Regions from separate parts of the Mus musculus genome. Here regions 1, 2 and 3 are each linked to region 4. A link is a loop called in an ENCODE intact Hi-C map of the cell type or tissue named here. Cell type or tissue: heart. All regions are shown on one strand. Region 1 overlaps Pld1 (phospholipase D1). Region 2 overlaps Fndc3b (fibronectin type III domain containing 3B). Region 3 overlaps Fndc3b (fibronectin type III domain containing 3B). Region 4 overlaps Tmem212 (transmembrane protein 212).

What was found. A loop is a pair of places that touch in the nucleus more often than their neighbours do. Peaks named below come from ENCODE experiments on the same cell type or tissue, not always from the same donor. Only the 100,000 strongest peaks of a DNase experiment are listed, where the experiment ranks them.
Region 1: a loop joins it to region 4, with 2.2 times the contacts of the local background. A loop is called at or near these places in 2 of 42 quality-filtered maps.
Region 2: a loop joins it to region 4, with 2.4 times the contacts of the local background. A loop is called at or near these places in 12 of 42 quality-filtered maps.
Region 3: a loop joins it to region 4, with 1.9 times the contacts of the local background. A loop is called at or near these places in 8 of 42 quality-filtered maps.

Annotation. Positions count from the first base shown.
Region 1 is chr3:28,103,667-28,111,666 of GRCm38, forward strand. Pld1 (phospholipase D1) reads left to right here. Exons shown (of 27, transcript NM_001164056.1): 22 at 6,069-6,182. Among named protein-coding and RNA genes, the nearest start is that of Gm42196, 69 kb to the right of the region's middle. In heart, a CTCF peak has its summit at 4,282; DNase peaks (open chromatin) are centred at 1,675 and 3,925; H3K27ac peaks cover 443 bases.
Region 2 is chr3:27,457,081-27,465,080 of GRCm38, forward strand. It overlaps Fndc3b (fibronectin type III domain containing 3B), which reads right to left. Exons shown (of 26, transcript NM_173182.3): 16 at 6,695-6,766; 17 at 4,596-4,714; 18 at 2,865-2,970; 19 at 1,637-1,809; 20 at 1-20. Among named protein-coding and RNA genes, the nearest start is that of Gm32738, 21 kb to the right of the region's middle. In heart, a CTCF peak has its summit at 4,195 (motif pointing right); DNase peaks (open chromatin) are centred at 4,191 and 6,181; H3K27ac peaks cover 634 bases.
Region 3 is chr3:27,567,801-27,575,800 of GRCm38, forward strand. All of the region lies in intron 3 of Fndc3b (fibronectin type III domain containing 3B), which reads right to left. Among named protein-coding and RNA genes, the nearest start is that of Mir3092, 13 kb to the right of the region's middle. In heart, CTCF peaks have their summits at 2,042 and 4,594; a DNase peak (open chromatin) is centred at 4,681; H3K27ac peaks cover 801 bases.
Region 4 is chr3:27,858,960-27,866,959 of GRCm38, forward strand. Tmem212 (transmembrane protein 212) reads right to left here. Exons shown (of 4, transcript NM_001164437.1): 4 at 7,106-7,254. The coding sequence ends at 7,234. Among named protein-coding and RNA genes, the nearest start is that of Gm26040, 5.2 kb to the right of the region's middle. In heart, a CTCF peak has its summit at 4,575 (motif pointing left); DNase peaks (open chromatin) are centred at 482, 2,832 and 4,542; H3K4me3 peaks cover 1,833 bases; H3K27ac peaks cover 5,657 bases.

The DNA.
Region 1 (8,000 bases), 240 kb after region 4:
AACAAAAAAATTTATTTCTTTTTAATTAAAAAAAAAAATCTTTCCTTTAGCTCCCAGGCACTGGCTCCTAACTGACTTCCTCTGCCTCTGGGTGACCAGCTAGGACTGTAGTAAATTCCTCTTTCTGCTGGACTTTTATATTCCCTTTTAAAAACAGTTTTATTGCATGTGTGTGTATGTGTGTGAAGTCACACACATGCCACAGAACATGAGTAGTGATCAGAAGACAACTTGTGGGGGTTGGTTCTTTTTTTACCACGTGGCTCTCAGGGTCCACTTGGGTTATCAATCACCTTTATCCGCTGCACCATCTTGCCTGGATTTCTCATCGAGATGACACACCTCAAAGCATCATGAAGCTGCCCTGTCAGTTCAGGTTTGCTTTGTCCTGGGCTATGCTGCTGTCTGTCCTGTCACTCTGGGGTGATATGAAAGCTTTACATTTCATTTTAATTGAATTAAAATGCTAGAGAGTCATTTTTGAGTCTTTTTTATTTTTGTGAATGACGTCATTCAATCTTCAACCTTGTGGGGCTGGACATAAAGCCTCTCACCCTAGAGAGGATGCAGCTGAGACTAAGTGAGCCACACAAGACTATTAATAGGGGAACTAGGTCTCAAACCCTGTCTCTGAGTAATGTGAAATATCTCCCATTGGCTCATAGGTCTGAACACGTGGACCCCCTACCATTGGTGTTGTTTGGGGTTGTAGGTCCTTTAGGCAGCAGAACCTTACCGGAAGAAGTGGGCCATTGCTTGGAGGAGCTAATGTGATGGTGCTATTTGTTTGAGACAGTTTCTTGTAGTCACGGTTAACCTTGATATCACTTATAGCCAAGGATGACCTTGAATTTCTGATCCTCTTCTCGCCATCCCTCAAGCCTGGGGGGGGGGGGTGGTTTACAGTCATGTGATTCCAGGGCTGAATTACGCAGTGATGAGAATCGAACCCAGGGCTTTGTGCACACTAGGTAAGCACTCTGTCATGTGAGCTAATTTCCAACACAGACCATGGAGTTTTATAGCCTGTCCTTGTGTCTTGCCCGTTCTGTTTTCTGACAAAGGAGACAATGTGGCTAACAGCCTTAGATTCTTGCCACCATGCCCGCCCAACTCATGATGGACTGTGGGCCCTCATTACTGTCAGCAAAAATAAGTCACTCCCTTAAAGAGCCTTTTCTTAGGTCCAGCAACAAGAAATGTAACTAAGTCACTGGGACTTTAGCCTCTGCTCTTCATCACCGAGTTCGAAGCTTCCCTTGTGTCTAAGGAAGTACACACTTTTGATAAGCTTTCAAAAAAGCTAAGAGAGGTACTTCATTTGAAACACACACACACACACACACACACACAAATATCATGTTTCTTAAAGTAATTACTTGGTGGATAAAATTTCTTTTGGTTGGAGGAGATCTCTATCTTGTAATTTTCATATCCTATAATTTTGTGCTGTGGGAAGGCATGCCCAGCTTGGTGTAGTGGTGTGCTGAAGGGTTCGAGCTGCAGTTATCAGACAAAGAAGGGAGCACATGTTTGGTATGACAAGCTCAGGCTCTGCTTTTTCCTGTGGGCTTCATCTTCCCAGCTTCAGACAAGGATTGGAGAAGAGGTTACATCAGGACACAGATGACTACAAATCCTGGCAGGGGAGGCTTGCTTTGAGATCATTTTATTGCTTTTATTTTATTCCAAAACAATCTTATAAATGGTCCTCTCAGCCTCTGGATATAAAAAAAAAAGCATAAGGCTGGGGCCAGCAAACATTCTGAGCCTGAGTTTGTGTCCTATCTGGGGTTGGCAGAGAACAGTTGCCTTAATAAATGGTTTACAGGGTCTCATTTGGGGTTATGTCTGGGCAGAGGTTATCAAGCCTGGGGTAAGGTTGAAGTCAGATGTGCTGGGCTAACCCAACCCTCTTACATGTCAAAGCCTGCCATTTCCAAAAGACAAGCAATGAACAGACTTCTATGTGTTTGGGTATAACACAGTCTGTCATAGCCCACGTGGCCTTTTGTATAGTAGGTAAATATCAGGGTTGAGTTGAGTGGACATTTCTAGCATACCAGTAGATTTCAGCCAAGGCCCTCATCTATACATAAGAACAGGACAGGGCAGAGAGATGCATTGCATCTTTGAAGATTCTCTAAACTCAAAATGAAAAGGGGTATGTCCTGAGAGACTTCAGATCTGAGTCCAGCAGAACCCATCCCACCACAGTCTAAAACGTGCCAAGGAGTCCCACATGCGACCTCTCTCTTTCTGACAGAATTCATCATTGCTGCCCTGTCTTGTTTCCTCAGTGCCTTCCCATTCACAGAGATGAGCCTCCTACCCTGACTGCTCATTGCTGTAATGACTGCTCATTGCTGCAGAAGCTTCTTTGTGGTTCCTTCAGGTCCTGAGACCCAACCTTGAGCTGAAGCCATTTCTCCTGACTGCCCTCCATGCAGCAGAGAGCTCGGGCATGAGGGAAGCGGCATTAAGAAGAAGAGGATTTCCTAAAGAAGGGCAGGGGGGGATGGAGAGGCCTTCACCTACCTGGAGGGAGCTGCTACTCTTCTTTGAAAGGTGCAAGCAGCTTTAGGACAACCAAAGGCCTTAAAGTATTCTTTTCCAAAAGCCTACACCCATAGGGTGGAGAGAAGTCAGTCAAGCTGGAGCTAGACCAGCATGAAGACTGAGTTTAATCCCCACAATCTATAGGTAAAGGCTGGCCATGGCAGTATAAACTTATGATCCCCGTGCTGGGGCCTCGAACAGCTGAATCGCTGGGATCACTGGCTGGCCTCCTCCAACTGGGAAGTTCCAAGTCAGCGAGACTCTGTCTTAATGACCATGTGGACAGGTGCTGAAGGGGACACGTGAGTTAGGCTCTGGCTTCCATACACATATGTAGGCACATACATGTGCGTTCACACATATGCACAAAATCTTATACACACACAAATAAATATATTTTAGAAATCATATAAAATAAATAGAAAGGAAGTGGGAAGGGGCTTGTTCTAGTTCCTCTAGAATTCTGCTTAGGATGAAAAAACAATTTTCACTCGCTCACTCTTTTTTTTTTTTTTTTTTAATTAAAAAAAAACCTGTGTTTGTTTATTTTCTGAGACAGGGTTTATCTGTGTAGCCCTAGTTATCCTGACACTCCCCCTGTAGACCAAGCTGGCCTCGAACTCAGAGGGCTAATAATGCAACACTGATAACAGCTTTATTCCCAACATCCACGAGGCAAAGCAACCCAACAGTCCACTAGCAGATGAACGTGTACACACAATACAGAAGAATATTCAGCCACAAAGCTGAAGGAGCTGTGAAGCATGCCACGGTATGGGTGAACCTTGAGGGTAGTGTGTTAAGGAAAACAAGTTAGACCAAAAAGGACAAGCCTCATGTGATTCCTCATATATGCAAAATCCAGGTAGAGTAAACTAGAGATAGCCAGGGACTCTAGGGAGTGGGAGGTGGGGGATGAAAGCTGGGGGGTAGGAATGAAGCGAATTCTATCTGTGATGATGATGAAAAGCTTTGAATATGGAAGGCATCATGTAAAATTAGGACCACAGTTAATGATGAAGACTCTCACAGTGGACAGAATGCCCAATTTTACATTTTATATATTTACCATAATGAAAATTCAAATGAAATATAATTAAGAAAAATATCAAGTATAGTTTGACCTACTTTTTGCTGAAATGTTCTTTTAATCTGACTCCAACCCCATCCTCCCAGCCAACAGAGCACACTGAAAGCATGGGTTCTCTACTGAAGGCTGCCCCAAATAGAAAGCTATGTGAACCTCCACCCAGTGTGTTGGAGCAGGTCAGCCCTCAGCCCAGGTCATGAGCTTGTCATGAATGAGCAAGACACAGAGCTTATGGGTCACTTCCTGGCCACGGTCTGGGAAAGAAGAGGCAGATGAGACCCGGTTCTGACTGCAGAGCCAGGCAGCTCCAATGAACAAGGTGACCTAGAAGTGCTTCCATCCTGGCTAGGAGCTCAGCTGACTTGCTTTATTAGCACGTGGGTGGGGTACTGTGGACATCACTGGAATGACTATGGGACGTCTCACAGGAATATACTTTAGTTAAGTGTCCACTTGGGTTCATGCAGTCTTTTAAATGTGGACTGTGGGAAAGTAGCTCAGGGCTTCCTGTTCTTCTCCTGTGTCCTGTTTACCATTTAAAGACTGTGCCTTGTCGCCTAACCAAGGCAGTAACCAGGGCTGTTCACATTTTCTCTGTATTCTTCCCAACTCAAACTACGTTTGCCATCTAGTGAGTAATCCTTGGCATTGCAGCAGTCTCCCTCAAATGCCTCATTTCTCAGCCATTGACTTTTCATACTATGGTCCCTTTGATAGTCACTTCTGCCCTGTGTTGTCATGAATATATGGACATTCAGACCCACCTGTCAGGTTTGACCATTAGAACAGAGAAAATTCTCACAAGAAGGGTCTCTTCCTCTGTTCACAAGAAGACGAACTATGACCATTAGGTATAATAAATGGTTTAAGCAGGATGACCCTTGAGAATTAGCCAGCAGAGAGAATGTGCTCAAGCAAACTGTATTTGTGCACTGTGAGGTATCCAGCATCTCTCTCAAGCTTTCTCTCTTTCCCGTGTATTCCTAAGCAAAGCCAGAAGCTTTAAGAGTTTGGGACTCTCGCTGTACATGTTGCCTAGTGGGCTATCTAGCCTGTGGTCAAGGATAGCTATAAAGTCAGCCTGATGCAAAATGTTAAACTCACACAAAGCACTATGAGAGGGTTTTCACTAACTCCATTTTACCATTCTCCAGCATAGCCTTAGTCGATGACAATGTCCTGCCTTGGTGTCAAAAGGCTTGATGTGTCTATCAGAGCATAGCATTCTGGGCTTCTGAATACACATCAAAAGAAAGAGCTGCATTTTCTTCTATTGTTCTAGCTGTCATTAAGAAGCTTCGGTTTCCTATAAAAGGTGGCCTGAAGATACTGTGTTCTATAAGCTGGGGATTTGAAAATGAACACTGGCTGGGACTTGCTCAGTGGGTAAAAGGTGGTTGTCACACATGTCTGCTGACTTAAGTTCGGTCTCAAGAGTCCATGTGAAAGAACAGTGGGAGGCGAGAACCAGCTCCATAAAGTTGTTCTCTGAACTCCTCACATGGGCTGTAGCGTGTGTGCCTATGCTCCATATATACAATAATAGTCCTTTTTTAAAATAAAGTACGGGCCATTGAGATAGCCCAAACGGTAAAGATGCTTGCTGCCCAGAGCAATACTCTGAATTCAATCTCCAGGATTCACATGGTAGAAAGAGACAAGTGAGTCTCACAAGTTGTTTTCATACTCTCTCTCTCTCTCTCTCTCTCTCTCTCTCACACACACACACACACACACACACATACACACACCTGTGCATAAATGTTTTAAAAATAAAATAAAAAATAACAACTAGTCACTCAGAATTCTTGAAGAATTCCCAGTAACATTCTCTGGCTGGAACCTTAGCATTCCTAAATACCGATGACTCTGTTTTGAAAAACATACTGAATCTTATGTGTATATTTGCTTCTAAGACATAGGTACCGGTACCCCCACAGTTATGAATCAAATGCCCACAATTTGCCAAGCTGTGGACTGCATAACTTAATAGTAATTATGTATATATATATATGTCTATGTATCTATGTCTGCACATATGGATACACATATTTAAATAAAATCCTATTTAAAATTACATAGTCTCATTATGGTAACACCCTTTTCTAAACTTTGGTATAAGTCACTTCCTACACCCTCTTTCATGAGATCAGCAAGATTTATTTTAAACTGCCTTCTGTCCTGCAAAGGATGATGAATGGAGAAGCGGAAGCAGACACGTTTCCCTCTTTACTGCCCAATTAAGTGTACCATACAGCATAGCGCTCAGATCCCATAGTGATAGCTGGGATCCAAGAGTCATCCAAGCTGAGTGAGGAAGGCTGTATGGAGGCATTTCGTTTGTCCCCAAAGCCCCATGGTCTGCTTGGATGGTGATGTAGCTGCTACTTGGTTTTATTTCTTTATTTTTCTTTTGCAGGGAAGGCCAGAGATATCGGGTGTACATTGTGATACCGCTGCTGCCGGGATTCGAGGGAGACATTTCCACAGGCGGGGGGAACGCTCTACAGGCAATAATGCACTTCAACTACAGGTACCCTGAACACCAAGGAGGGAGCTACAGTGTTTCTACTTATTTGCTCAGTAATGCGCTTTTAAACCTTAGTCTTTACAGGGTAATGAAATTCAGATGTCGCAGTTATCCATGGTGGCTCTGTCAAGTATAACAGCACCAAAAAACTAGTCATTCTGTGTATGTCTCTTTCTGTCTCTGTCTGTGTCTCTGTCTCTTTTCCTTCCCTCCCCTCCCCTCTTCTCCTTTCCTTCCCCCTCTCCATCTCACTATGTGCTGCCTGGAACTTGCTATGTAGACCAGGTTGACCTTGAATTTCAGAGACACTCCTGCCTCTGCCTCCAGAAGGCCCAGCTAGTGCCTCTTTTGTATTCGTTTTAATATATCATATTAGTGAAAAATATCTATGCACTAATCCCTTTATTGTTTCCAGGAAGTAGAGAAAAATAAAACAGGAGAAGTAAGTGCGAACACAATCCAGGTACAGTTTGAGCGCTTTCAGTTAGAGCAGAGAGGACAACCTGAATATGTTCTTTGTGTTTTACACTTTTCTAATCATCCTTTTAGGAGTTATGAGGGGGAAGAATGAGACTTTATAGTGGACCAAACAGAGATGGGTTCAGGGCCTTGGGCACACTTGGGTGGAGGGCGACATGCACCTTGCTTGGCTTCAAAGGACCCCAGTTGCCTCTGACAGTTTGAGGTGCCTTTGGGTGGGATTGTGGTAGTGTTTGATGGCCCAGGATGTCCTGAAACTCCCTGTGTAGCTGAGGCTGACTCTGAACTTGTGATCTTCTTGCATTTACCTTCCAAGTGCTGTTTGTCACCGTGCCTGGTTTGCAGTGCTGGGGACAACCCCGGTCTTCCTGCCTAGTTGTTGGTTTTGTTCTCCCACTGACTGCTACCTTGTGCCTGTTCACCTGCCAGGATTTTACCTGAATGATTAGTACTAATGCTGTTTCCCAGGGGTGAATCCACCTGGCTACAATGACAGCCTTTGCTCTACACATTCTGGCTGAAGATGGGTTCATCTCTGCTGTTGTCTGATGTGGGACATAGCCCTGTCATAGTTGGTGATGTTTAACTGCACTCTGTCTGCTTTCTTGGCAATTCAAATATTACTTTTGGAATATTGTCTGCTGTGATTATTTCCTATGATTGTTTCTTGATATTTTTGAACCAGCTGAATGATATACACATTTGGCTGCTGTTCAGCAACCCAAACTATAACCTTTCATTATGAAAAACATCTCTATTTGAAGGCTATCAGCCTTCCCAGGCATGCTGTATTGTTAATTACTTTTATACAACAGGCAGATGGAACAAAGAATTTTTGTTTTCTTTCCTTTTTATATAATTTTATTATCACTCCAGATCAAATATTTTCAATTTTAATTTTAAAATTTTTATGAGCACATACTAATTGTAAATAATACTGTGTTTGCTATAACATTTTCTTACAAGCATCTAATAATTTGATCATATCTACCCCCCACTTTTGTCCTCTCTCACTCAGGCCACCTCGACCTCTTTCCAACTAGCCTCTCTTCTGCTTTGCTTTCTCCTTCCTCTTTCTTTTGTGAACCTGTGAATTCCTTTAGTGTTGTTTGCGGTTGCATTCGTGAGAGGTGATTTGTGGCGGCGTGAGCATCCTGGTGGCATGCCACTGAAGAAAATGTCCCCTGTGACATGATAGAACCTCAGGATGGCTGGTGTCCCTTGCTTGTCCGTTAGAGTCATCAATATTTAACAGCTTGAGAGACCAAAAATCCTCAGCAGAGCCAGTTATTTAAACCTTGATTTTTCTCATGTCCAGGTTTTTGCTGACTCGATGGAAAT
Region 2 (8,000 bases), 400 kb before region 4:
ACATCAGAGTAGGGACCGTACTGAAAGAGAAGAACGTGTTCACATGTCAGAACGGTCTCTGCAGGCCCGTGTGCACATCCAAACTTATAATTAAAGGTAAAGTCAAGAGTGTCATTAGTGCAGCAGAATAAAAGTATTATCTGATGGGTTTTACTTTAAGAAGGATATAGATAAGCCACTGTTCTTTCCCTGAGAGGTAAACATCTATTATATATGTCTGTATTTTTTAATTCAAAAAGATTAAAAAGTTGGCCCATTTTCCCTTTCCCATCAGGAGTAAAGATCATTCAGTCAGGGAAATGAAGAAAGCCATGCAGAGTAGTTTCATTTCAAGTGTATAAGGGTCTCTCGGGACTACTGGTTATTACATTCTGGGTATTTGTTCTGGTGGCTGGCACCCGACCCTCCACCACTACTTTGAGATAAGGTCTTCCCATGTAGCCTAGGTCAGTCTTGTACCTAAGATGCTCCTGTGTCAGTCTCCTGACTGCTGGAATACACAAGGATGCCCACCATCTCCAGCTACCCAACACTGCTGTAACAGACTGTCAGACTGCCATGTCTCCAACATGACAGACATGCTTTTTCTTTGTTTGGTCAATTGGCGTTTTTCCTTCTTTTAAAAGTAAATTTCACCAATTAGTGAAATGTACAATTTTCATGGAACTCATGTATACACACTGAGGCTCTGGGCGACTTTGGCATTAGCTTGTTCTACGCTTCTGCCCATCTCTGGGCAGACACGTTGTGGGCCACCTCTCCCTCATTCCCAACCCCTGCATATCCCATGAATCCGTATCACTCTGCTACTTCAAAAAAAAAAAAGAACAATTCCTCTGTGGGTCACATAATATACATACTGCCTCTCAGCTTCTGCCCCCCCCCACCCCCCCACAGACACCAGATGAACAAGACAGCAGAAGAAAGGTCCAGAGAGCTATGGAGTTTTCACAGGAATCAGATTAGAGAAAAGTAAGCGGCTTCCTCCTCGGGCCCCACCCTACTTGTCTAGAACAAAGCAACCCAAGGTATAGACAGCACGCTCTGATACTACTAGGTTGTGTGCGAGTATTCTTGTGTGTATAGGTCCATGCACGCGTGCAGAGCGGGCGATAATCTGGTTCTCAGCCCCTGCCCACCTCTTTTTCCGAGACGAGGCTGGACCTCACTTAGTCGGTCCAGTAAGCCCAGGGGTCCTCCTGTCTCTGCCTTCACAGTGCTGAGGTTCCAAGGGGGTTCCCCACTCCAGCTTTTAATGATGTAGGTTTTAAGCTCTAACTCAGTTTATGGCAAGTGTTTCCCCAACTCCCTCTGCCCAGTTCCCTTGGACAACTTTTACTAGGACTGATCTGAAGCCCTAATTCTTACAGGTGATGAAATGAATGAGAGCGGGAAATTCTTTCATGAATTATCAAAAGTATACACACACACACACACACACACACACACACACACACACACACGGAAAGAATGAGAGACAGAAACTTGGTAGTGTGGGGCCTACAGGAAACCACGACGACATCGATTCTCAAATAAGGATGTTGTTACATATACTTTAACAGTTGTCACATACAACTGAGAGGTTGCAGGAGGCTAACAAAGGCACCTTGTGCTCTAATTGTGTGCTCATACTCACCCCTCCGTCATTCAGAGCTCGCACTCTGAAGCGGTACACAGTTCCAGGCAGCAGGTTGCCAACCGTGCACTCCAGCTCAGGCCCATGGTACACCTCTGAGGCGACATTCTCGGGTTCCGTCATTTCCACACTGTATTCTGAGACCTCACAGCCACTTTCAGACGCAGGCACATCTGAGGATGTAAAAAATGTTCATCTTTGAATGCTTTTTTGGATTTCTCTTTATTTTATTTTTACTCAGGTCTGAGTGGGCCTGCATGCATGAGTGTGCACCGTATGTGGAGGCCAGAAGGCGGCATGGAAACCTCAGAAACTGCAGCTCTGGGTGCTTGGGAGACACCACATGGGCGCTGGGAACTGAGCCTGGGCCCGCTGCAATAGCGGCAAGTGCTCTTAGCCACTGCCCGTCTCTCCAGCCTCAGTCTTCGGATTTCTAGTTGACTGACTTACATTTGATTTTCTATTGCTACTGTTTAAAATATATAGGTGATGTGCCCTTAGGTTTCTATTACAAAAGGCGCCTCCTATTCAAAAAGGTGAAAAAGCTCCCGAATGAGCCAAACTACCCAAAGCAAATGCATTTAAACACGTTCTATTATATTAAAAATAATTCAGGGATAACAGGAGTACTAGGTAACCTTTCACATTTAATAACGAGAAGGAAGGAAGGAAAAATATCTATAACTTAAAGTGAGACACCCTGCTAAGTCTACATGACCCCAAACCGGCATACCATTTTATTACACTTTAGACATAAGTGGTGGCCAAAATGTCTGCCAATGTTCTACACATTTGCACTTGCTATGTGCACACTTGTAGGCTGCTGGCACAACTGGAAGTGCTGTTAGACAAGGCTAGGAAAATCCCAGAACCCGCAGAGGAGGGACTTGACACTGCTCTTTGAACCATTTCTTGGTTTGATCTCTAAATCATGCATGTTTTCTTCTGGTGCTGAACAACCCCTGGACGAGGCAGGCTATTCTGGAATGTTCTCTAGAAACACGGCCACTATTGTCGAGAGTAGCAACAGCAAGAGTAGCCCTGTCAGGAACGGGAGCATGAGCAATAGAAGGCTGCGCCTGAGAGACAGCCAAGGTCCAGGCTCTGGAGACCAGACATGCCAGTGGGTGACCCAGCTTCTGAAGGAAGCCCTGGAGCTGAGTGACCGAGCGCTGTGTCAGTCTCCCACTGTCCTGGTGGATGCCAGTGTGAAGATTTGTTCACTCACCCCACTCTAAGTGGACTCCTTTGTGCTTTGGTCTACCCAAAACCCTCGGTGGTCGGCACTGACCTGGTGCAAGGCTTAGTGTGCGGACAGGGAGACTTTCAGAACACTGTGGGAGAAACACCGGAGAGACCATGGCTTAGTTACTGTGAATCACTCACACCTTATCCACCAGGCTAACTCTATCCCACAACTGTAAATGGGGCCAAAGGGAGTTAACGCACTAGATGTGTGTGCTGACATATATAAAGGTCTTCAGGAGGCTCTGTGCTTGTCTGCATAAGGAAGTGTGGGCTCTCACTGCACACAATGCTCGTTCTACCTGGAGCGGCTCTCTCTGATGTCAGATTACTAGGGCTGCGGACGGCCCACCCGTGTACGCATATTATTTTCCTTTACATCAGCAGTAGGAAGACCCTCCTTGAGGGTCCAAGAGAACACAAAACAACTGATAAAATTGAGAATGGTTCTGTAAATGGCCAGGCCGCCCCAGGAAGAGCAGAGCAGTAGGTAAAGGGGGCATTTACCCACCGAGCCTGCCGCTTACAGCAGACCTGCCAGTGCTAAAGAGACTAGGCCTCCTTCGTGGGATCTCGCTCTGCAAAGCTGGTGGTATGAAAGCTGATCATCTTATGAGGATCGAGGAGACAAGGTGGAGCCAGAGAGCTCCAACTCCTTCCAAGGCATGCTGGTGGGGACCGGATGGATGGACGCTATGCCTTCAGCTAGTGCATATGCTGCCCTGCCGAACCGCTCACATGGCAGGTACCACTGATGCCCTGTGGCCTCAGTCTGGATATACTCCAGCAGGGAGACATTCCGGGCAGCCCCAGGACTCTGCAAGTGTTTTAACTGGACTCTTATCCTGTGTGGGGTGCATGGGTGTGTGTATGTGTGTGTGTGTGTGTCTTTCTGTCTAGACAAAACTCTAGACCCTGAGGAACTGCTATGATATACATGGGCAGAGTGTTTGTGTATATGTAAAATTCAGGAAAACGTTATCAATCTGTTACTGGCTCACTAGGTACCATCTCTCTTTCTCTTACCATTAATGGTTTCGAATCATCTACAGTGAAAAGAAGACTTCTATCACAGTGCCTCTCATGATGTCACTATGACACCCAGACTCTAGAGTACTTTGTCTGCATTTATTAGAATATATTGAACCTGTGAGCACTGTGTGGTATAATTGGAGTCTCCTGGCATGCCACCTGGCTGTCTACAGTCATTCTGATAGAGAGAAGCCATGGCTGCTGCCTGCAGGCTCTACACAGGGAACTACAGAAAAGCTGAAGTGCAATTAATCAGACTTATCCTGCTTTTACAGCAGTCTCCCAGCAGGTGGCAGTAAAGGACCTTCACAGATGTGTTCCCATCCCAGCACAGCCAGGCAGGTCTTGTCTTGACTCTTAAATTCTACACTTTTCCCTCCTTGAAATGGCAGAGGTCTCCCTTATTTAGTTAATGTAAATCCTAACTAATTTCTTCTCCTCCGTGCAATTATGTGAAGGTCATATAAGGGAGAGAGTCTGCACACATCAGAATCCCATCAGAATGTGTGGAGGATTTGGGTACCGTTTCTGCCCTGTCAGGACTATGTTTCATATCCAGATGTGACACTAAAGCAGGCTGCATCGACGAGAAACACTTAAAACTGCAGCATCGTCTTGCACTACTCACATGGCACTTCCCAACTTGATCTAGAGGCCCACTGCCACACATTGATGAACCAACCTGACTGTGCCCACCGGTACTGATGCAGCACGCTCGCAGTTTGTACAAAGTGCCTGGTTTCAAATGGGTAAAGACATACTCTGTAGCCGATCCACTGTAGGCCACTTCCCACTGCCCAGCTGGAAAATGAGATGGGTGTAAGTTTAGGCCTTGGTAACAGCATGACAGTCCCCATTAGAAACAGCATCTGAGACAAAAACACCAAGTGGCTTTCACGGCAACCTGGCATCACCCAACACTGAAATGTAGAGGCACTTCCTATCGTCCCAGCATTATGACACTGCTGACTACCAACACGGGAGTTGGCACAGGAGGAGGGTACAGTGCTGCACAGCTGTGAAATGCCATGCTGAGGTAGCCACAGGGCCGGCTATGCAGCAGGTGCTGTCACATGGTGCAGGCTTCCTGTACAAGGTGCTGCTGAGGGCACCAGTGAGGCCATTTACAGATGATTTGCTGTGTCCAGGGAGCCCATGCATGCAGCTGTGATGGTGGTGACAGACACTTGGAGATACTTGGAGGGTGCCCCATGAGGCTGAAGCTCAGGGGGAAAAGCGCCTGCAGGCTGTCGGCCGCTGTTTTGCTCCCTCTGTGGGAGCCTTTACCACGGGAGCTGTTTTAGGGAAATATGCCCACCCTATCCTATTCATAAATGAACCTCCATAAGTCCCTTCAGGGGCCAGTTAGATGTTTATTACTGCCCGGTGGTACTGTGCCTTGTTAGGTCTGAATTAGGATATAGCCCGTGGGAACTGGGAATTTAGACAGTGGAGCTTGGGCTATGGGCAGACACATGAAAAGGCCCTATGACGCACAACCCCATGGACCGGCCAGGCCATCAGTGTAAAACAGCACCTACTCTTGCACCGAGTCCATACCTGGGCGAGCCAGGGCAACCGCAGGCAGACTTACACTTTCTCAGTAAGCAACTTGGAGATGTTGACTCCTCTCCTAGTCTTAATTTAGACATCAGATAAGGCCTCTAGCACAGAAACTGAGTTTATGTTAAGAACAGCTGTGCCCATCTCAAAGAATTCTATTTCCGGCCTAAAACAGTACTTAACAGGCTTAAAAAAAAAACCCCACCTCCAGGTGCTTGTGGTGTCAGAACAAGCCAGAGACAATCGCCACTTGTTTGCATGGCTCTCTCTTTTGCCATATTAGTAAAATCTGGTTATGTTTTAAAGTTTTGACAACTGTATCTTTTCCTGTTGAATCCCAGTGAGTTTTATTAGAAGGAAAGAAAAAGCAAGTGCGTCTCTGGGGCCCTAAGGCTTCTCCTGCCGTGCCCTGCCCTGTCTGACCTCCTACGCATTCGTGGTGAGGGTGCACGTGCACACTCATGTATGTCACTGCCCACGGCGGGGGTAGGGAGGGGTGGGGTGGGGTCCGCAGCTGGTTCTCTCTGTCCATTTACACTCGGGTGTCAGGGACTCAACGCAGGTCAGGAGACTCCGTGGCAAGCCCCATGGCCTCATCTTAACACTGGCAGTGTGACAACTGCTGAGAACTCTAACTCCAGAGTCACAACAGAGACCAGTGTGTTCTGCAAGTCTGACACCCGTCCCTGGCCACACTATGACGTGGCTGTGGCTGGCCATGGCAAGGATGCCAGGCAGACTACTGCTAACGACGGCCAGATAAAGCTCGTGACAGCTTAGGGGAGAAAGCCTCAAGTTCATTCACTCTATTAATGAGTGGCCATCGTTTCAAAATCAACATAGAAAATAGAAACAAAAACAGAAACAAAAATCGTAATTTGTCAAAAATGGGTACTTCAAGCAGAGTGAACTGTGGTATCTGACAGACAAAACCATACGCAGGGGCACAGTGGGCTGTAGAGAGCTTGCTGAGGATGCGCAGGAAGGAAAGCTAGCTGAAGAGGAAGGGAGGGAGGGAGGGCAGGGAGAGAGAGAGACAGACAGGCAGGCAGACAGACAGACAGACAGACATGCTGATGCTTGCTATGGCTTGACTACACTACTAGCTCTATCGTTCGAACTAATGGATGCCTGCTGCAGCTACTGCAGAGGGTCTGACCACATCAGGGTGGGGACCGGGTGGGGATGCATTGTGTAATACAGTTTCCAAAGTGTCACCTTCAGAAGTTCCATCCGTGATCTCCAGCAGATACTTCAGGATTTCTGAGCCACCGTTGTCCTTTGGAGCATCTGCAGAGTAGGCAGAGATTAGTGAGGAGAGCACTGGGTGTCACTGGCCAGCACCATTACAGAGTACAAGAGCACCTCCGATATACAGCCGTCCATCGAACGTGGACCAAAGAGCATGACTCATCATCTTTAAGAAACCTGCCCCTTAAAGATTTTCTTGAGACGGCATCTCATACTTCTGCTCAGGCTGACATCAAGGTCCTGGGAATGCCCCTGCCTCAGTACCCCACCCTGACCCCAGGACTGAGGTTACAGGGATGAGTCGCCCACTCTGGCCCCTCAATGTCAAGAGATGGAATTTTATCACACTGCCATTTAAGGTCACTGAAACACAGAACGGAATGCAAGGCTGCGCACTGATTTAGGAACGCGCATCAAACTTGACAGATGGCACGAGTTTCCTAAAAGTGACATCGCGAGGAGCACTCTGAAGTGGCTCTTTAAGAGTGGGTGATTTTTATGGAAAGTTGAAATATTCAGGTATTTATCCTGTTTTATTATTTTTATGTCACATACTTATGAGCAACTAGATGATTTTGAAAAATGGGAAGGGTAGAGAAAAAACTGCATTAACAAAATAAATACAATGTTGGAATGGAGTAATTTCATTGCACCTCACTTTTCTACCACGCAAACGACATCGCCAGGGTCCCGGATGCAGTACAGAGCGATCAGCACAGGCATCGGGCATTTTCGGGGGGACAGCTACCACCAGAGCCATATGTCACCTTGGATCATGGTCTCCAGACATAGACATGTCTACCTGCAAGAGCTTTGCTTTGTGAGATTAAAAACACCAGGCGGGATGATTTTGCCAAACTGTGAAGAACTCATGTCTGCCAGCAGCCCCTCTGCGTCCTTGCACACGGAGGGGACTTTCCAAGGCCTCGATGTTGCTTACACCGATTTGTGCAGCTCACTTTCCGGGGTGTGCATTTGTCACACACACTTCAATAATAACGTGTACAGCAATCATGATAAAGACAAATCGGGCACAGAGCTAAGGGGGCGACTCAGGGAAGTCCTGGGAGGCAGGCAGCCCAGAGGGCTCCACTCCTACCTATCCTTGTCCTCCAGGGAAGCCGACCTCAGAGCTCTTTGATGCCTCAGTACAGCATGCTCGAGCTTGGTCTCCAACGACGCACAATGCTTTAAACTGCGCCCTGGGTACATTACCTTACAACTCTAATGTTTTCGCTTCTGCCCTTCACTTGCTGTTCATACATATTCTTAA
Region 3 (8,000 bases), 290 kb before region 4:
GGACTTTACTTGGCCTTGCATGTCCTGGATCAGTTAATAAGATTGTAAATATTTATGTTGTTGTTGATGGCCAAGAACACAGCATCAGGATTCTCTTGGGAAACATGGCCATGCAGACAATTCGAGTTTAAAGGTGGGAACTGTTGAACGGACTCTAGTCCATGTTCAGAATATTTCAGGTAATGTCAAGTTCATTCTCTCAAAATGCAGTGAATTCCTTTGTTTAATGACCCAAATTTGAAAGAGTGCTTCTTTTTAACAAGCAGCAATCTGAAACTCTTTCTAACAGGCATACAAACTACAGGAAACTTCAATTACATAAAGCAAACCTTCATGAACCTGGACAGTTGGATCCTACCAGCAGCAAGCAACAAACTCCTTAGGATATCTTTCTTCCCTCCTATGATGTGGCTGGAATTGCAGGCATTCCCATGGGCATTTCTGATAGTCTGAACCACTTTTGAAACTGGGTTCTAAAAATATCACATGCTGTCAATCCCTGTATGTTCAATATATGGGAAATCATTATCGCCCTGGTATCTCATACTTCAGTTGGAACAGAAACAAACCCACTAGCATCATTGCCACACAATGATCAACTGACCACTGAGAACAAAATACTGCTGTTTCTAGTTCTGGACTCATGAAACATTGCAGCTGATGGCTCGGTTCACTTTAGAGTTAGAGCCTGCCAACAGGATCGTCCGACTCCAGTCCAAAGGAGACTGTGCTTTGTACTATTTCTTCCTCCCTCCCAAAGTAGACCTTAGGTCTTCAGTGTTCAAATTAACTATACTGATTACTGACACACCTATGTTTGCTTATTAATAAGTAATACAATAATACCACTTCCAATCCTTAAAATACTATAGCTATGTTCCAAGAATTTACTATATATTTTCAAAATAGTTCCATTACCATAATTCTAGCCCAATGGCAGGATAATAAGGCATTAGATGAGATGTTATTTTTTAAATTTCAATATTACTTTTTGAAGTATGTCAGCAAAATCTCAACCTTCCAAGAATGTAAAGATGATCTTATGATTCTACCTGTGGGCTTCACCCAAAACAGCAGCAAAAATTTCCTGGCTAAAAATTCTTTCCCTCTGGACATAAAAAGGAATATTTTCTTCCTTAATATCTTAGTTCAATCTTTTCACGATCATACTCGTTATTATTATGATATAATTACATTCATATAATATGCAAGCCATTTTTTGCATTTGGCTAAAAAGTTCAACACACATACATACTAAAAACACATACTAAAAAGTACGCACATGCACACACACATATACTACTTAAAAATTTAATCATTCATTGTACTGAATTAAATCAATTACTTGTTCAATTTTATTTACAACTTGTCTGAGGACAAGAAAAAATGTGACAGGAGCTTATGACATGGAAAGTATGTATATAACAAATAATTCAGAGGCACTCTTACATTTTTTCTGTCTTGACTGTTTTTTGAAGTGCCAGTATTGTTTATGAAATGGTTTCAAAAGGTTTTTCTTAGAAAAACATAGAAATGCTTTTATGAGACCTCTCATTTATGACAAGTTGCTTACTTGTGTTGTCTCACTCTGCAAGTTCTTTATGAGGACTGCTCATGGCAAAATCCTATTGCCTGACATTTCTCAATTAATAAGGTTCCTAGAGGAATTAACTCACTAAAAAGAAAACAAAGCAGAAGTCATCTGTGTTTACTAAGAAGATCCACAGCAAAACAAAACAAAACAAAACAAACAAACAAACAAACAAACACCTCCTGTGGGCCAACAGAAGACAAAAGGCTTAAGCATATTATGTGTGTATGCACATATGCATGAATGGTGTTCATCTCTATGCATCTGCTCCTACCACAGCCCATCTATCTCCATAGGTCAGGACTGGCTAATTGTCTACACTAGACTTAGTATGCTCAATCTGGGCAAGTAGTGAGGTTGACCAGTTGTCCATCTTAGGCTGTGGTTTATACATGCTCATCTGAAATAATACTGCACTCTTGTGGTGGCCAGAGGACAAATTGTAGAGTTCAAGTTCTTCCTCTCCATCTACTATATGGAACCTGGAAATGAGACTCAGTCATCTTGAAGACCCATCTCCATATATTTTGCCTTGGTCTGTCTCTCTATCAATTGTCAAATTGCCCTGGAAATCAAAATGGAGGCCAGTCCAGGCTGGAGTAGTATTTCAGAGCTACATGTAGGCCAGTTCTCATAACCCTAATCTCTGCTGAGGACTAAAAGTTACATTCACTATGGCTCCTACTAAGGTAACATCCTAGGATTATAAAACAGACAATCTGGACTCTCCTCCTTCCCCATAACATGAATTACACAGAAGCTACACACACACACAGAGGAAAAAATCATTAAGGAAGGAAGGAAGGAAGGAAGGAAGAAAGAAAGAAAGAAAGAAAGAAAGAAAGAAAGAAAGAAAGAAAGAAAGAAAGAAAGAAAGAAAGAACTCATCATCCAAACATAGGAAGTCATCTTTGCCCATGTGGTCCATTGACTTAACCTGCAGGTGGTACTTGACCTACAGCCCAGTCTATTTGCCATCTTCCAGTATATCAATAAGGAAAAAAAAATCCCACTTAAAATTAAAAGAACAGATGCTGCCTAGCTGTATAATTAATTATAGTGTGTGCTCACACACACCAATTTGAAAGATGCCAGACTAGGACTAGAAGTATGTCATTTAGAATTCTTGAAATACAGTGCCTATTTTTTGGGGGGGTGGGGAGAGACTGGGAAGGACAAAATCCCTATCCTATAATCCATGGGGCCATTACAGACTGGTGGAGCATCCAAAGGTTCTGTAGACAGTCACAAAATCCTCAATAATAGGTGCTAGAGAGATGGTTCAGCAGTTAAGGGCATTTGCTGCTCTTGAAGAGGACCTGGATTCAGATTCCAGTACTCCCATGATGGCTCATAACCATGAGATCCCACAACCTCTTCTAACTTCCACAGGTACCAAACATGTATATGGAGCACAGACAGATAGACAGACACAAAACATTCATACACATTAGATAGATAGATAGATAGATAGATAGATAGATAGATAGATAGATAGGCAGATATTGAGACAGACAGACAGACAGACAGAGACAGATATCTAAGCCCCATTAACAAACCAGTGAGGAGCTGTCTTCAGGTTCAGCACTAGGTATACCACATTAGAAACTATGTTCATTTTCTATTACAAATTTCAAGGCAACCAGAAGCGATTAAACAAGGATACCCTACACCTTTCCTTACTGAACTTGAAGCTCAGATACTTTGGACTCAGTGTTGCCATATCCTGTCATGGGTTTCACTTCAGTTAACTTTAATATACAGTGTTCTGAAACTAAGGGCTTTTTTTTTTTAACTTTCCTTGGAACATCTAGAATTTATGAAAGCCAGGCACTGTGTTCCTAAACAAGCTGGCAGTCTCATTACTCTTGAAATTGAAAGCTGAATCCCTGAATAGCTTTTTCATAATCCTGAAAATACACACAACTGCTTCTCTTACCACAACTACTCGGCAAAAGAGGCTGATACCTCTGGATAGATTAGGTACAAATAATTCTAGGAAATGAGTTTCCCCCAGGAGCCTTCAATAGGCCTGACTAGCACCAAAGTGTTGAAAAGAGCTAATCACACTATCCAATAGTCATATGGCCACACAGTAGTAAAAACAATTAGAAAATGTGCGCTCTCTCTCTCCTTTCTCTCTCTCTCCTCTCTCTCTCTTACACACACACACACACACACACACACACGAACAAAGACAAGGCCTTATACATATATTCTATTCTCATTCTATGTGTATGATTTATACATTGAATTTACTATTCATATATGTGTATATATGAATATATATATCCTTATTTACTCAGATACTTTATAATTATTAATATATTTGTGGTTCAAAATCAAATTCCCAATTAGTTCTGAGCAAAATGGCCAGCTTTACTTATCAGATCACAACACAATTCAATCAGTTTATAACAAAAAGACAAGAAATGAATAAAGCACTAAATTTATTCCATAATAGAAACAGATTGTTTCACCTACTAAATACAGTATTTAAAATTATCTTAACCTTCATAAATGTTGGATTTTCGGTATCAATATACACTTCTACATACTGCTGATGTAATACACACTCCAAAAATTAAGAGAAGATGAACAAGGTCCTGGGAAGAGTAATGTCAGTCTTTTCCACTGGCCAGCCCCCCACTGCATAGCTGCAGCAGAGGTGACAAGACCACACCCCTATGAATTATAACCTCAAACTCCACCAGTTATAAGTTATGTGGTCCTGGGCATGTTACTAAACCTATCTCTTTGCCTCAGTCTCCCCCTAAAATGAAGAAATTGATATAGGTTAAGCATACTTAATCCAAAGTGTTCTGAAATCTAAAATGTTCCAAACTTAAAAATGTGTGTGCCAGTGTATACAGACATTTAACCCTCAGATATCCCAAAACCACTTCTGGTTCCGGGCATTTCGGATGAGGACTATCCCACCTGCAGTATCAATCTCACAAGATTGGTACTGGTTAAGAGAAAAGAGTGGGTATGCATCAAACGCTCACAAGAGGGCCTCATAGATGCTCAGCTTGCTGGACCAGCAAGCTGGTTGCCGTCATCATGGCACCAGAGGCAGAGCTGACCTTTACTCTCCTAGTCTAACTAGTGCAGTCCAGATGCAAGCCGTTAAGGCTTTGGAACTGCCCATTTCCAGGCACAGGTAGTACTACATAAGGAGTAAGACACAGACCAGCAAAGCAGTAAACACTGCAGCTACTGAGTAAGCCAGGAACTCGTTTATAGCAGCTGCGCTCATCAACAGTGAGGACTCACTGATGAAGACCAGACAGTATGTTTTATTGCTGAATGAGAATCTCCCCTTCCACTCGTAAAACCATTTGTATCTGGCAGCCAACCACAGAAAGCCCTCTGTGTCTTCTCCACAGTACCAAGCAAGGCTTGCCTGGCATATAGCAAGTACTTAGTAGCCTATTCAGATCAAAGTAAGCCAGCATCTTGTTGCATGCTTCCAGACATAGTCTATAAAAGGGACAGTGGCTCCCTCCACACTCAACAAAGATTTCCCAAACTATAAAGCACAGAACGATCGCTAACCATCAGGGGAGGCTACATTTTCCCAGAAATCAAGATCTCAGTTTATATAAGCAAATACTAGACTTTACCAGAAGATACAGTTACTACAGACTTCAGTACAGACTGTAACAGCAGAAATTTTATCTTCTCTGTTTTGTATAATGTAAGTTTAGAACTCCAAAATGTAACGGCAAGTTTACAGAGCAACAGGAACTCCCTCACGTCAGCTAACCTCCACAGCTTGAGAAACTCAGGTGTGATGAAAACTGTCACCTTCTCAGCAGGACATCATGAGTGTATTCCATGCTGCCGTGGGGTACCACTGTACCTTAGGGTGTGCTTGAAAATTGTGAGCAGAAAAAAACCCTACCATCCCTTGGAAGTTCCTTGCAGGAAGTTTTATTTCTGCTTCAGAGAAATGGGGAGTATTCTCACAATTCTATTTGCCAAAAGAGCCTGTTTATTTACAAAAGCTGGTTACAGGGGGCTAGAAGAAAGGCTTTTCAATGGAGCTGTCTCTTCCTTTCTTCCCTTCTCTCTACTCCTTTCTCGCTCCCTTTAAGAAGTGCTTTCTGTGGCATGTTTGGCTTCTAAGGGCCTGATGAGACCCTGGATGCTACAGTGAATGTCGAGGCCTGAAAGAAATATTTCTCTCTCCCTCTTTGAGTCAGAAAAGCTGAACACAAGAGGATCCATTCAAGGCATGATGGAGTGCCTCACAGAGGCAGCAATATGTTCCCGGTTGGCAAACAGAGAGCTGTTTGGACAGCGAGTACAGCCGCGCACTCAGCAAACATCAGCTTCCCGAAGACTTCGCAGGAGAAAGCGGGAGACGACGTGGGCCCCTTTTCAGCTCCAGCTCCAGCTTGGGACAATCTTTTTAAACAAAGTGCCTTTGTTCCCAAAGGCACAATTCAATGGGTCCCAATGCTTTCCTAGAAACCATGCACATCTATTCACAACTGCACTAGAGCCAAAGACTCATTTCTAAAGACCTAAAAGGACAAGGAGGTGATGGGAGACATCCCGATATCCATCCGTATCCTAACAGACGAGGAATGACTGGGGAGCTCTGTGCCCGTCGCCTGGGATGGCAGCTAGGATGGCAGCTAGAGAAGAAGAGAGCCCACTCGCAGCGTCTCAAGGCCTGCCCTGCCCTCGTCAGTTGCTTTTAAGAGCAGGGGCGCTGGTGGTGTTGCATTTGAAGAACATCAACAGATATCCCATAAGGAAATCAGAGGGGAACATGAGCAAAAGAAGCCATCCACATCCGGTCAGGTTACTAAGGGCGTAATTCTAAGGATGTAATTCCTCTCTCCCTGTAGGACTTCAGAAGAAAATGCTTACAGGGTTTCATTAAAACAGTCAGTTTTGAAAAACATCAGCACTGGGTAAGACTCCTCTTAAGTCAATTTTTTTATCAGATTCTCCATGACATAAGTAAACGAACATGGAACGGGCACGCTTGCCTCGGCTTGCTTCCCTTTCTGGACGTAACTTGCTACCACGACCCATGTACACAGTGACAGAAGGCTGTCACAATGACATTTTTATTAGCATAAATGCAAGAACTAAACTTTGGACAAACTAGGAACCTAGCTCAGCGGGCGAGTGTTCGCTGAGCACTCTCTGTCTCTGGGTCCAGGTATCAGCACTGAAAACAAGCAAAGGAACAAGAGTTTAAAAGGTTTCAATTTTGAAAATATGGGTAATGTCAGAGGAGAGCAGAAAGGAAGGATGCATCTTACAGGATACAAGTGCCCACAGTCTTCAGTATATTCTCCCTACTCATAAATGCTGATTCCCCATCAGTACAGTGTAGAAAGGGCAAATGTCGGAACCTAGACAACTCTCCACAAATGTATTTTAAAGAGAATGTTCTAACGTGGGGAAACTAGTGCCGTTCAGTGGCCTGGTTTTGTACAGTTCACAAGCAAATAGCTTCCATGTTTTAAAAGAGCTATAAAGGAAAAATAGAATATGCTTCAGAGACTGTATGTCTACAAAACAAGGTATTTTCCTGCCCTTCCCAAAATGAGTTTGGCAATCCCTGTGCTTAGGCACTACAGAAGGGTTAAATAATAATCCCTGGTTCTTCTCGAGACAAATGAAGAACACATTTTCAATTAATGTCTGTAAGGGTCAGAGGCCAGAGACCTGGGGAGGATGAAATGAGAGAGTTAGAACAGAACGGCCCAGCCAGGAATCCACTCACCCAACAACAAGCGCTTAGTAAGACAATCCTTCAATAAGAAAAACCCTTCATCCTTTGGGAAAATACCCAATAAATGGCACAACTTGCAGAATGCCTACCTTCTAATGCTCAGAATAGTAATACTTGCCTTTCTAGGCCAGTGCGAGTTGATTGGGCTGAGGCAAGGCTGATGAAGAGCTTACTAGGAGTGGGGAGAGAGCTCTACTGTATCATCTGGACACTCTGGTTCTCTTGTAGAATATGCCAGAAGAAACACAGACCAAGAAGGGAGACAGCAAAGCTGGCTGCTCTGTAAAACGTGCTTTCCCTCCTACCAGCACACAGGCATCCTCATACAGAGCAGTCTCTACCGGGGAAAAAGTTAAAGAAGCCTGCTGTTGATGGATGAAGGTTAGAGGCTTTATGACGAGACTGTTCCACTCAGACTTATACCTGGTCAACTAAAGCACCAGTAAAGAGGAAGAGAGAGGATCAATTCTGTCTGCATGACAGGCAGTCTGACTGGGTACAGCTGCCACAGAAAAGTCCAAGGGAATCACTGGTGTGGACAGCCAAAGTTCTATTTATTTGTTTTTAATGTGAACTTATTTTCCTTCCTGTGTATGTGTGCAGGGTTGAACATCCATGCTTGTGGAGGCAGACATGGAAGTGCACATG
Region 4 (8,000 bases):
TTCTCTCTGGGAGAATTGAGTCTGGTGGGAAATCTTGAATACCGAAGCATCTTTATATTTTGAGGCCATCTGTGGCTTATTCTTCAGTTCACTGTCAAAGTGCTTTTTGTAACCATGATGCTCCTCCCGAGTGCTGGCTGGGTAGTTTACTTAAAGAGGATAAATCCATTTTGGTTCTCATTCTCTGTCTGCGTGCAACTGCCCTTTCTTTACAATCCCTAGCCAGGCCCCACTGTTCAGGCTCAGCCTCAGAGCATTCCTGGAATACTTCTTGAGCCTTCTCTGGTTACCCAGCCCCTTCCCTCCCTAGTCTTACAGAGCTAGTCGCTAGGATATTTCTGCAATCCACTACACTCGGCAGGGCATATAACCCTCGTCCACGTTATCTCAGGCACCTCCTAAGAGTCCCTTGACAAATAAAGTAACTTGAGTCAAATAAAACCTTTGTTGATTGATTGCCCTGAGCAAGGTGCTCTGAGCCCTGAGCTTGCTGTGCCACTCTCGCCAGAGCTCCCTCCTGTCCAGGCTGCTGGCTGCAAAAACCAAAACAAAACCAAAACCAAAACCACCACCACCACCAACAACAACACCAGCATTCTTTTCTATCTGTGGCCAAGTTCCATATTTTTCTTCTTCTTGTTCCCTAGGTCTGTGATAGCATCCACTTCTCTGTCTGAAGTCATAATTCCATTGAGCTTATCTTTTTCATGAAATTTGCCAAGCAAAGCATTCGAGGGCTTAACGTTTTACACTAGCACATGTATTTTAAGTTCCAGGATTCTGGACATGACAGCTAATCTTGGCTCCTTTGTTTCATGTGTGGGAAAACAGAAACTCCCCAAAGGCAAAGGGGTTGGTTTTCAGTCCGTTTATTGGTGTGTAACTTGTTCAAACTTCTTTATCGGTTATCTTCTGGATCATTTGTGTTTTGTGGGCTGGAGATCTTTTTTAAAAAATTATTTATTTGTGTGTGTGTACACAAGCGTGCACATGCCACAGCATGCACGCAGTTCAGAGGATAAGACATGTTTTCCAGGGATGGTGTTCGCAAGCGTAATGGGAAAAGGCCTTACCTACTGAGCCTCCTGCTGGCCCCTGAGCTGGGAGATTTGCTTTTCCAAGTCATCATGCCATATTAAGAACATACAGTCTGGTACCCTGTGCATTCTTTATCAATAATAATTTATGAGATAATTGAAATCAGTTATCATCATTACCTTATACTCTCCTCCAGTATGAAAGGAATTAATTACTTAATAAACCAGGGTTGCTTTTTTAAAAAATGCTAGCCACTTGGGCATTTTAAGGCAGAGTTGTTAATAGGTAAGCCGCTTTTCATTATTCAACATCGGTCTTATTAGAACAGAACCATCTCAAATACCTTTCCTCACCTGCCTAGTCCCACAATGCTTTTCACCTGCCAAGTCCCACAATGCTTTTCACCTGCCAAGTCCCACAATGCGTTTCACCTGCTAAGTACCACAATGCTTTTCACCTGCCAAGTCCCACAATGCATTTCACCTGCCAAGTCCCACAATGCTTTTTCACTGCTTTAACACTGTGAGCTTTAGAAGTTTGAAGGAATTGATACTATAACTGTAGAAGACACCGTAAAGATCTACCTGTGAGGGAGAATCCTCTCTTCATGGGATGCCAAAGGAGCAATGGGAGTCTTGTTTATAAGAAGGTTTATAGAAGAGAAAATCGGGGGAGGGGGATTGTTTGAGCTTCTACAAACTGGAGATGGGTGGAGTGTTCAGAACAAAGCAGGGGTCATCCTGGAAAAATACTGGCAGCTTTGATCTTTCTCCTTGTCTAGAGCAAGGGGAAAGGGTAGTCTTCAATGAGTCTGCTCTGTGTACTTTAGTTAAACAACACTTTCAACATGTGTGAACAAGCATGAGGGGTTATTCAGATGGCAAAAAATACAAGCCTTGAATTTTGTGATTTTTACACCCATGTAAAAATAAATTCCCTTTCCCTATCGAGTTAACTGTGGACATCATAACTACTTAAGGGGAGTGACCAGAGACTATAAGGATGACAACTTGGCAGGAAAAAAACAACCTCAGTAATATGGGCATTTTATGTAAAGTTCTGTCTCTGTAGGGTTTTTTAGTGCTTCCTGGCCTTATAACAACTAGAGCTTTTAATACATCTTGGGGATAGTGACTCATTTAAAGAAGACACTTCCCCTCTCCAGGAGAATAGGGGAGAGGTTGAGGGAGAAGACGAGGGTTTTGAGCCATCCAGAGGATAGGTATCCATGACTTTCCCAGAGAGCATATCTGTCTTTGCGTGGTTCCCACGAGTAATTGTGGAATAACTCCCTGGAACCCAGATTAGAGGGGCCACCTGGTACCGCTCAATTGTTGGACAGTTGGTCTGGCATGATTGGGACAGTCCTTGTAGTGTGTCATCCATCAAGGCGGCTAGGAAATGACATTATAAAAGGGATTTATTGTCAACTGGTTTTTTGAAATATATATTAAAGTGTCAAGGAGCTGCGATACTCAGTCTTAGCTGTAGTCAGTGTTTGGTGGCTTCTGCTAACTCCCAGGAGGACCTGCGTGAGGAGAACAAAGAAAATCGACAAAAGCTCTAACTGAGACTGTCCTTCATAGCCACCGTGCAGTCCCTACTGGGGCATGACAAGTAACAGGCACTCGGTTACAGAAAGCAGCCGCCCAGCCAGTGAGCAGAGGTATAGAACGCAGAAGCTAGTTCTCCAAACCTTGGTACCAGCCAGAGGTAGGGCCCTGTGGTGCAGCCTCTTGATGTGTTGGCCAGAGCCCTTAAAGCCTTGCCTTGGTTCAGGGCTGAACCAATTGGCTGGAATCCAGGTCAGGCTATGCCACTGGGGAGGCTGGGAGCGGCACTGCACTTGGCACGTTGTCCAAGATCACTGGGCTAGGCTGCAGCCTAGCTCGCTCAGGGTTCCTGTTCAGGCCTGTGAGCCTTCTCTGGCCTGTGCTGGTGCCTTAAGGACATCTTTTTGTCAATGCTGCAAGAGGATCTCTATGTTTTGGGGGTGGTCACTCAGGAGGCTCATTTTCCCAAGTTTCATAACCAGGCAGATTTTTCACATTTAAATTTCTGGGTCTACCCCACAAGGAGAATATCTACAAACTCACAGAGCTTCTTAGGAAAGTGTTATCATCTACTCCAACCTGTGTCCTAGGACAAGGCCTTTATAGCTGCTCCCGCTGCTTTGAAACAGTCTTTCTAAGAAGGAAGAGGAGGAGTGGGGGGAGGAGGAGGAGGGGAGCTAAAGAAACTCACAGGAAAGTTCTATGTCTCTCGAGGACCACACAAGTTCGTAGCTGACTCCCCACACCTTCTAGTGCTTATGTGAGTGTATGGGTGCTGGGGAGAGTAGACCCTTCCACGGAGATGCCAGCAAGTTGTACAGAGACTGGTAGAGTTCTGTTTCTTTGGTCTGCTATTACCCTCTCTGCCCAGGTGAATAGGCCTTTCTGTGCATGTCTCCAGAAAAGTCAGGACAGCAGAGTCATAAGACATTTGTTTCAGTCAGAAAAGGGCAGATGTAGCTCTGCCTAGGGATTGGCAGTTGGACACTGAAGCAAGGTTTAAATCCTCCTCCTTCCCCTTGGACCAGCCACAAGACAGTCAATAAATAGTAGTGAACCCTGACCTAGGTCTAGGGAGAGTCTACCATTCACTTCCCAGACTCCCCACTCCTGTTCTCCAGACTCTCCCCTCTCATTCTTCCCTCCACCTCCCTCTCCCTCCCCCCAACCCCCAATCCCTGTTACCCTCTCTTCCAAGGTGCTCTAGCCAAGGATATTAACAAAGAGGCAGGAGCTGAGCTAGGCAGGCCCTTCCTCTGCAGATTCTGGGACTTGCTGTGGCTGTCAGGCTTCTCTACTGTTGTGATTGTTTTTGTTTTTGTTTTCTTCCTTCATGGAACTGGATCGCTGCTCTGGTGTCATTTGCTTCATTGCATTGCAAGAAAATGATGTCATACTGTGGGGCCCTGGTCCATTTCCCAGCTTCTAACCTAAGTCTCCTGACCTTTCTCATCTGCCTGCTCTTGGAGAAAATGAAACACATTGAAGCATACAGGTCAGCAAACCTCAGGAAGGCCTCTGCGCCTCCAGGATGGGCAGGAACGTTAATGACCCCCACACAGCCTTATCTGGTTGTCACATGGCAAGGACCCCCTGCCTGAAAAATGGGGGAAGGAATGGCTTCGGGTTGTGCTTGCAGTTTCCTGGCAGAAGCCTTTCTTCCCTTACGGTGGCTTTAATTACTAGTGTCGGTGTTCAGTGTAATTCTGGCTCCTCCCATGGTTTCTGCTCTTTGTACTAAAGTCTGTCCGAAAACTTAAATCTTACACGCTGCACTTGTGTCTTCTTGTCTGAGGACCGGTGAGCCCTCAGCATGAGTGACATTATGGAATTACTTCCTGGCATGTCAAAGGCTGAAACTGCCCCGTCTTTCAGGATTGTGGAGAGCCAGGCTTGGACTGGATCGCTGCTCTGGTGTAAGTTTTCCTCTGCCAGGAAACCAGTGCTTGCGCATCATTTGCATACAGCCAATGAGAGCCATCTACTGTTCAGAGGAGGTTTTGGAGCTTGTATGACGACATCCTGGAAAAATCTCAGCTGGGGAAAGGCGACTTTTCCCCCCTCTCCCTAAGCCCCATCTTAAATAGTTTCCTTCCCACAGCCCATATGTCCACATTCAAAGTAAGAAACCCAGCCCATTCTCCTGCCCCGGCCCCTGTCCCTAGCTCAGGAATCTCGACAGCCACACAAAACTGGAAATTGGCTGTTTAAAACGAAGGTGCCATATTCGTTCCAGTCTGTAAACTAGACATTTTTTGGCACACAGCGCTGAAGAATTAACCCTTTGATTTCTCCCAGACAAGGGCACAGTAAAATGCCTGTTCTTTTCTTTGTGACCAGAATGGCAAACACCAACCTGTTGCAGTTCTTAACATCGTGAATGGGGTTCTGGTTAACCTAAGGCATATACGATTGTGCTATTTCACATAATTCCGCGAAAACTGGATAATGTTCAGGTTTCTGAAACTGTACACATTTCCCCCAGATTTTCTTCCCTCAGTTCTAGAAAGCAACTATTGGACTGTCCATGTCTTTGAGGGTGTGGTAGCACCCAGAGATCTGGCTTGTTGGTAAAATGTCTGAAGGTCAGCTTTAATTATTTCAGCACTGAGTGGGACACAAGAAAGCAAGATGTAGGTGCATGAATAAGCAGGGTGCCCCATACTGAGGGGAGAGCTTAAATGTTATTAACTCGGACATTATACTAACAAGTCCCTACGTGTGCAATCACCAGACCACGGCTAGAAATCTTATCGTTCCATTACGGGGCAGATAACAGTGTGGTGATCGAAGACCCGGGGCCTGGGAGACTTGCACTGGATTGCTAGATAGCAATGTTTCAGCCCTGTGCCCTTGAAGAAGTCACGAAGCCTCTCCCAATCACAGATATCAGATCTGCAAAATGAAGGTGTTTATGTCTTATGTCTGAAGTGTTATGTCTAAAGTGTTTACTCTGAATGTGTCCGTTTTCAGATGAGTGGGATCCATACTGACTGATGTTTGAAGACATGTACTAAGTGTGTGGAACGAAGCTCGAAGCCTTGAACTCTTACATGATGCGTCTGTGTGATGTGTACAGGTGTGCATGCACCACACTGCATGCGTGAAGTCAGAGGACCAAGTTGTGGAGTCAGTTCTCTCCCTCCCCATCAAATGGGTTCAACAGAACTGATCACAGACCTGGCTGTTAGAGTCCAAGCTGCACCACCGGGCTTTTTGTTATACGTTGAATCCCATTGATTCTTTCAGCAAGACTGAGTTAGCAATTCTGATGATCCCTATTTGACTAGGAGGAAATTGAAGTCTGTCTTAAAATGGAAGAGGAGGAAGCTTCCCTGCTGATTTGAAAGCCCAGTTGAGTTTCTGACTCAGAATAACCGTGTGTCGGACTGTAATGGGTAGCAGCAGCAACCTGGTGGGACAATTCCCTGAGACCTCAGAAGACTCTCAGTTTGTACAGTTTCCCAAGCATGCTGATGGTCCTATGAGTGGTCAACGACTCAAACCCACCGCACTGAGCTGTGGAGAGCCACAGACATAAGGCCAGGACTAGAGACTCTAGGAAGCACCTCTCTGATGCATCTAAGAAAGATGTCTCTATTGTAGTCAGCTCACTGCCACGTGGAGTGTCTTCCTGAGAATCAGCATATAACGGCCACACAGTTCTCAGGGATTTGAGAACTCAGCCTCACATGTATCCAAGGTTCCTTCCAACTACAAACTGGTTTTTGTTTGTTTGTAAGGTTGAATTTTTTTTTGTATTGTACCTTTAAAAAATACTTATGTGTCTGTGTCAGTGGGCAGTCAGAACAGTATGCATGTGGAAGACAGTAGACTGCACGCAGGAGTCGGATCTCTCCTTCCACCATGTGGGGCCCAGGGATTGAGGCCGAGTTGTCAGGCTTGGTACAAGTCTCTTTACTGGCTGAGCTGTCTTGCAGGTCTTCTGACTGAATTTTTAAGACACCTCATCATACTCCAGTCTAACCTCAAATTCACTATGTCGGGGAGATGGCCTTAAACTCCTGATCCTCCTGCCACTACCTGCAATGTACCAGAATCTCAGGTGTCGCCCTCACACCCAGTTTTATGGAGTGCCAGGGATCAAACCCATGCCTCACCCATGCTATAGGCAAACTATTCTACTAATGAAGGGACAACCTGAGTTCTTAAGTAGATATTAGGTCAAAAACAAGAATGAGAAGAGAGATACCCCATGAAGGATAATGTTCCCAACACAGGTCACAGTTCCATGTTTTAATTGTGTCCTGAAAACTTAGAGTCGCCTTTGGTGGTAGCAATAAAGAAAAACTGAGAGAAATGTCCCCTAATTTATGTCATATGGGAGTGCCTTCAAACAAAATGCCCCTCACAGAACAAGAAAAATGAAAACAAACCATTCATCGGCTATAAGTGTATATAGTTAATTTTCATATTTCTATGGCAACAACAGTATTTCAATTTCTACATCATAATATGGGCATTTTTTAAATGTCAATGAAAGGACCAAAATGTACAATCATTTCCATTTTATTTCATAAGAACCCAGAAGGTAGGAAGTTTAAAGAACAAAATTGCTTTGTAAATATTTCAAAATAATGACCACAAATAAGGCCAATTTAAGGGGAACACAGGTTCAAATTTATTGTGGATTCTCTGGACCCTAGGGAGGGGGGAAAAAGAAAAATATTTATTTGTACAGTTTATCAAGTGTCGCTTCTGACATTTAATTTAGCTGTTTTTAGTGTCCCAGTAACCACTGAAGGATGGCCCAAATAACAGCATCATGGAAGCACTGAAGGATTTAAGAGCCATCAACAGAGAGAGCCATATTGTGGTGGCAGTGGTGAAGGGGGTGTCAAAAGGTATAAAAAAGAAATACGTGTGCAATAAAGACTCTGGCAGGAACACAGCATAGGCAGGACATTGCCTTTGGGGCAGGGGCTGTGAGGAAGTGGGGGGATCTTGGCACTGAATATTTCTCCTGGTCATTTGCTGTTTGTGTTGTCTGGATTGTGTTGGCTTAGGGCTTCTCAAAAACTAACAGGAGATTAAAGGGAACTCTTGGAACTCTTGAATTGGGAGCCAAGAACTGAGATTTGACTAGAAGTGAGAGAAGGAAGGGAGCATTTCTCAAGCACTTTTCCAGGGCCACACTGGCCTCTTTTGCTCTCCTTAGAAATGATGTCATTCCTCAATGGATGGGGAGAGCGCTCCCTCTACTTTCCAAAGGAGGAAAGCTGAGGCACAGACATGGGGGTGGGGGTGGAGTTGATTCTGATTTGCTTAAAGCAGCCCAGATGGGAAGGGTTAGAGGAACAATTAAATCTCAGTCTGCCTGGGGTCAAGGTGCCAATGAAGGGCTAGGGAGCTGGCTCAGTGGGTAATAATCCTTGCTCTGCAACCATG